Regions from separate parts of the Homo sapiens genome. Here region 1 is linked to region 2. Evidence: chromatin loops called from intact Hi-C (ENCODE). Cell type or tissue: transverse colon. All regions are shown on one strand. Each heading gives the region's core, and the rest is flanking DNA. Links, peaks and the distances in the headings are about the cores only. Region 1 has its middle 66 kb from the start of ZNF507. Region 2 has its middle 8.5 kb from the start of ZNF507.

The links. Hi-C counts contacts between places; a loop is a spot of excess contacts. Peaks named below come from ENCODE experiments on the same cell type or tissue, not always from the same donor. Only the 100,000 strongest peaks of a DNase experiment are listed, where the experiment ranks them.
Region 1: a loop joins it to region 2, with 16 times the contacts of the local background. A loop is called at or near these places in 4 of 110 quality-filtered maps.

The regions. Positions count from the first base shown.
Region 1 is chr19:32,277,665-32,280,590 of GRCh38, reverse strand. No RefSeq gene overlaps it. Among named protein-coding and RNA genes, the nearest start is that of ZNF507, 66 kb to the left of the region's middle. In transverse colon, for the core only: no CTCF peak of the experiment used is centred there; no DNase peak of the experiment used is centred there.
Region 2 is chr19:32,335,613-32,338,538 of GRCh38, reverse strand. No RefSeq gene overlaps it. Among named protein-coding and RNA genes, the nearest start is that of ZNF507, 8.5 kb to the left of the region's middle. In transverse colon, for the core only: no CTCF peak of the experiment used is centred there; no DNase peak of the experiment used is centred there; H3K4me3 peaks cover 396 bases; H3K27ac peaks cover 1,446 bases; H3K27me3 peaks cover 407 bases.

The DNA of each region.
Region 1 (2,926 bases), core at 228-2,727, 58 kb after region 2:
TTTGCTTTTGAGGGCTTAGTCATAAATTCTTTACTTAGGCCAATGTCCAGAAGAGTTTTTTTCTAGATTTTCTTCTAGGATTTTTATAGTTTGAGGTCTTACATTTAAGTTTTTAATCCAACTTGAGTTAATTTTTGTGATGGGTTCAATAGAAGCCCAACATTACACAATACACCCTGGTAATAGACCTGCATATGTATCCCTTGAATACATAAAAAAAGATATGGAAATTTCCCTCACCCCAGAAAGTTCCCTTGTGCCCCATTCCAGCAAATTCCCACCACCCATAGTGGATCTGATTTCTATCATGATAGATTGCTTTGATCTGTCTTGAACTTCAAATAAATAAAATCACATAACGTGTACCCTTTTGTGCCTGGCAGGTTTCATTCAGCATACGGTTTCTGAGGTTCATCCATGTTATTGTACATATCAACTGAGTAGTATTCCATTGCATGAATACACCACAGTTTGTTTATCCATTCTTCTGTTGATGAACATTTGGGGTTGTATCCAGCTGTATGGCTGTTACGACAAAAGCTGCTATGAACATTTGTGGACAAGTTTTGTGTGAACATACATTTTCACTTCTCTTGGGAGAATATCTGAAAGTGGAATTGCTGGGTCATAGAGTAAGTGTATGTTTAAATTTCCAGGAAACTGCTAGTTTTCCTAATTGGTTGTTCCATTTTAATCCCCATTAGCAATGTATGAGAGTTCCAGTTGTTTCACATTCTGGCCAACATTTGGTATTCTCAGTCTTTTTAATTTTAGCCATCCTAGTGGTTGTGAAGTACTATCTCATTGTAATTTTAATTTGTATTTCTTAGAGGATTAATGATGTTGAGCACCTTTCATGTGCTTTTTGGCCATTTAAACATCTTTTCTGGAAAAGTCTGCTCAAATCTTTTATTTTTGATTTATTTAAGTTCTTTATGTATTTTGGATACAAGTGCTTTGTCAGATACACAAATTGTGAATATTTTTCCCCAGTCTGTGGCTTGTCTTCCCATTTTCTTAACAGCAATTTTTGATGAGTAGAAATTCTTAACTTTCACGAGGTTCAATTTGTTAATCATTTTTTCTTGTAAAGTGAGTGCCTTTTGTATTTTCTCTAAGAGATGTTTGTCTACCAGAGGTCATGGAATTATTCTCCGATTATATTATTACAGTATTACTATAATATTGTAAATATTATAGTATTTATAAAACTATACTTTTTTGAGACAGGGTCTCTTACACTGTTGCCCAGGCTGGAGTGCAGTGGTGCAATCATAGCTCATTGCAGCCTTGAACTCTTGGGCTCAAGTGATCCACCCATCTCAGCCTCCCAGTGTGCTGAGACTACAGGTATACGCCACTATGCTCAGCTAATATTTTAATTTTTTTTTGTAGAAACAGGGTCTTGCTGTGGCTGGTCTTGAACTTTTGGGCTCAAGTGATTCTTCTGCCCCAGCCTCCCAAAGTGCTGGAATTACAGGTGTGAGCCACAGCACCTGGCAGTATTAGCTTTTATATTTATGCTTATAGTCTGTTTCAATTTGATTTTTTTGTGTATAGTGTGAAGTAGGGGTTGAGGTTCACTTTACCCCATATATTTATTCAGTTCTTTCAGCACTATTTGTTGAAATGCTTTATTTTGCTCATTGAATGACCTTGGTGTCATTGATGAAAATCAGTACCTATGGGTCTATTCTGTTCCATTGATTTATTCATCTATTCTAATGCTAATACCTTATTGTCTTCATTACTCTAGTTTAGTAATTAGATAGTATTAGTCTTCCAACATTGTTCTTATTTTTCAATTATTTCAACGTTGGCTATTACAGATTCTTTTCATTTCAGTAATGAATTTAGTCTGTGGATTTTGATTGGGATTGCATTGAAGTTATATATTGTTGTTGAGCCTTTTGTACTGAGTCCTCCAGTACTAGAAGTCAACCAATATTGAGTCTTCCAATTCATAAACATGGTACACCTTTCCATTGACCTTTACTTCTTTAATTTCTCTTGTTAATGTTTTCAAAGATCTTGTACTTACTTTGTTCATGTATTTTTAAGCATTTTATATTTTTAATGCAAAAATGTAAAATATAACTGAAATTATTTAAACTTCATTTCCAATTGTTTGCTGATGCCAGTATATAGAAATACTATTTATTTTTGTATACTGAGTTACCTTGCAACCTTGCTAAGTTTACTGATGTTCTAGCAATTTTTCTGTAGATTCCTTAGGGTCTTCTGTATAAACCACTATACTATCTGTAAATGAATACAGTTTTACTTCTTTTTTGATCTTGGCTTTTTTCTTTCTTAATGCACTGGCTAGTATCTCCAGGACAATGTTGAATAGACATGGTAGGAGAGAATTTCTTTGTCTTGTTTCCAATGTTTAGGGGAACATATTTAGTATTTTACCCTTAAGCATAATGTTGGTTGTAGATTTATCAGAAGTCCTTTATCAGATTGATGAAGTTCCTTTGTTTTTCTAGTTAAAATTTATTTCTTCTACAAAGGGATATTGATTCTTGATAGTTCTTTTTTTTGTATTTAGTCAGATTATTTTTTCTTTCCCTTTTTCTGTTAATATTGTGCATTACACTGATTTATATATGACTGTTGAAAAAACCTGAAATTCTGTGAAAAGCTCTAATTGGTCATGATGTATTATTCTCTTTTTATATTACAGAATTTTATTTCTAATATTTTGTGACAATTTTTGTGGCTGTGTTTATAAAGAATATTGGCTGGTAATTTTCCTTTCTTGTAATTTCTTTGTAAGGTTTGGAATCAGTATTCTCCTATCCTTACAAAACTTGTGAAGGAATGTTCTCTCATCCTCTATTTTCTGAGAGAGTTTATGTAAGACTGGGATTGTTCTTTTCTTCAATATCCAATAGAATTCACCAGTGAAACCATTAGTCCT
Region 2 (2,926 bases), core at 162-2,661:
AGTGGAGCTGTGGGGTGCATGAAGCTTCATGATTAGGTGGTCAGGCTGCCATGTCCATCCCTCTTGCATCAGGCCTCCTCCTTCCACTCATATCTCTAGGCCACCTGCAGGGACATCCCTAGGACCAGGTAATGGGAAAGCAGAATCTGAGCTACCTAAGTTCAAGAATGGGTCACCTTGGCACGTGGAAGAAAATGGACCAACCTGAATGGAGCAGGGAGGTGCACACGGACACAGGGCATCTATCTGGATCGTGGAGACCCCTCTGCTGGGGTTGGAGGACTCAGTATGGGGAGCAGGAAGAGCTCTGGCCAGAAAGGCAGATTGGGGCTGGGACTGGGCCAGGCAGAGACAGGCAGCAGGCCTCTGTTGAGGGCCTTCTGTTGGAGGGCCCATGTCGGGCGCTCTGCTTGTGTGATTTCCTGCGTCTTTGTGGACTTCACTCTCTTGTCATTAATTCCATGTGTAATCACTGCCTCAACACGTGTCTACCCTGGTGGGAAATGAGCTTCAAGAGCCCAGGGGAGCTTGTCAGTTTTGTTCATCAATATCTCTCCTGCCCTTCCGGCCTAGAACAGGGCCTAAAATGTAGCTACATTCAGTAAACACTGAATGATCGAAGAAAAAAGTGATTTCATTTAGCAGACATGCTCCCAAGCATAAAGTTTATTGGAGGAGCTACTCAAAAGCATCTTTTGGGAAGATAGGGTGTGAGATTGAGGGCCGGAGGCTTGGAAAGAGAATAAACGTGGCATCCAGTTAGAGACAAGGGAGTTGGCCACAGAGAGGCCCTAAGAATCTAGTCTGTGGACCGGTTTTCATTGACCCTGTGCTTCAAAACCTGTTAGCACTCACTAGCTGTGTGTCCTGGGCAAGTTACTGTACCTCTCTGTGCCTCAGTTACTTCATACCTACCTTACAGGGCCATTGAAAAGTTTAAAGAACCGAATGTGTGTCTGACTCATAGAAAGCAATCAGTAAACAATAAAGTATTGTTCTTGCAAAGACTGGGACTGGAATGATATGAAATGGAAGGAAGAGATGGAGTTGAAGGACACTGTGAACAAAGAATATGTCGCATTCAATGGCTTGTTGGAAACAGGGTGGGCGCTTCTGCTCTTCCACGCGCCCTTGATTGGAAGCTGCTGTTCGCAAGGCACAGACGGCTCTGAGCTCCAGACACCGATGACAGAGGCAGGCACAGAAGTCAGACAACACACGAAAAGAAGAAGGGCAGAATCGCCCAGCGACTCCATAATCAGCTTATGTCGTGGAATTTGATGTGAGCACGTTAGGAATGTCACATACGACTACGTGGGTTTTTCAGCCTATTTTTCCTGAATGCGGATTTTGTTGGCAACTGAATGTGTGCTAACACCCTAAGATTTAGTTGCATTTTGGTTAAGAAGTCCAGAAGACTTTGGACTTGGCTTTGAAAAACCGAAAGTGAATTGAATTTGCATTATTTAAGGGGCTTATTCAGATGAACACTGCTATCTCTTCAGATGTAAAAATTCCAAGACTCAAGAGTTGATATTTCAGCAGCAACAATGACATCTAGGGGCTGGTTGCTACAGGTTTAATCTTAGCTATATATGGTCTACATTTTGAAAACGAAGAGTGCTAACATGTTGATGCAATCCAGAATGTCTGCTTGGACTGTGTGAACTTGGTTGGTGGCCAGGGCAACGCTGATGGATCAAAGAAAAGAAAAAGCTGAAAGTGGCTTATGCTGTCATCTAAGAAAATTACTTTGCTTCTGAAATTGCAACACCTCTCAGTTTGCTTGATATACTCATTTTCCCCCTGACCTTTTAACCAGGGATGTGGCATCCTTCTCAGCTTTCCTGTTTAATCCAGGTCCACTCTTCCCATGAGTGACAGAACCAACTTTCCTGCACGGAGAGGGGCTGGGGCCTCAGGTTCTAGCCGCTTTTGGTTTTTCCCATCCTTTGAAGAGCCGGTGGAGCAAGTCTTTGGCGGTTCATTTCATCTCTCCCCTATGGTTGTTTGTTTTGTTTTGTTTTTTTGACACAGGGTCTCTCTCTGTGGCCCAGGCTGGAATGCAATGGCCTGATCCTACCTACTGACTCCTAGCTGAGCCTCCAACTCCTGGACTCAAGTGACCCTCCCACCTCAGCCTCCAGAGTAGCCAGGACTACAGGTGCATGCTACTGCACCTGGCTAATTAATTTTTTTTTTTTTTGGTAGAGATGGGGGTCTTGCTATGTTGCCCACCCTGGTCTCAAACTCCTGATTTCAAGCACTCCTTCTGACTCGGTCTCCCAAAGTGCTGGGATTACAGGTATGAGCCACCATGCCTGGCTCCCTTATATTTTTATCAGATTCTTTCATTTCATTTTTATTTTTTTTGAGACAGAATCTTGCTCCGTTGCCCAGGCTGGAGTGCAGTGGCATGATCTCAGCTCACTGCAACCTTTGCCTCCTGGGTTCAAGTGATTCTTCTGCTTCAGCCTCCTAAGTAGCTGGGAATAACAGGGCCTGTCACCATGCCCGGCTGATTTTTATATTAGTGGAGACAGGCTTTTACAATGTTGGCCAGTCTTGAACTCCTAACCTCAGGTGATCTGCCCTCCTTGGCCTCTCAAATTGTTGGGATTACAGGCATGAGCCACTGAGCTCAGCCGAATCAGATTCTTTTAAATGGAGACTAAATACATCTCTTGCCTTCATGGCTTTGACCATCAGTCTCAGAGGCAGCCTTTGGTCTGTTGTCAGTAAGTCAGTCAACTAACAGTGTTGATTAAGCTCCTCTGAGTACAGTCGTGTGTGTGTGGGTGGGGAAGGGTGTGTGTGTGTGTGTGTGTGTGTGTGTGTGTGTGTTCCACTGGTGCTTAGATGGGAATGAGGGTAACTTGAAAGGCAGTACACATGGTATAGCCCACATGAAAAACACGCGTAGTTT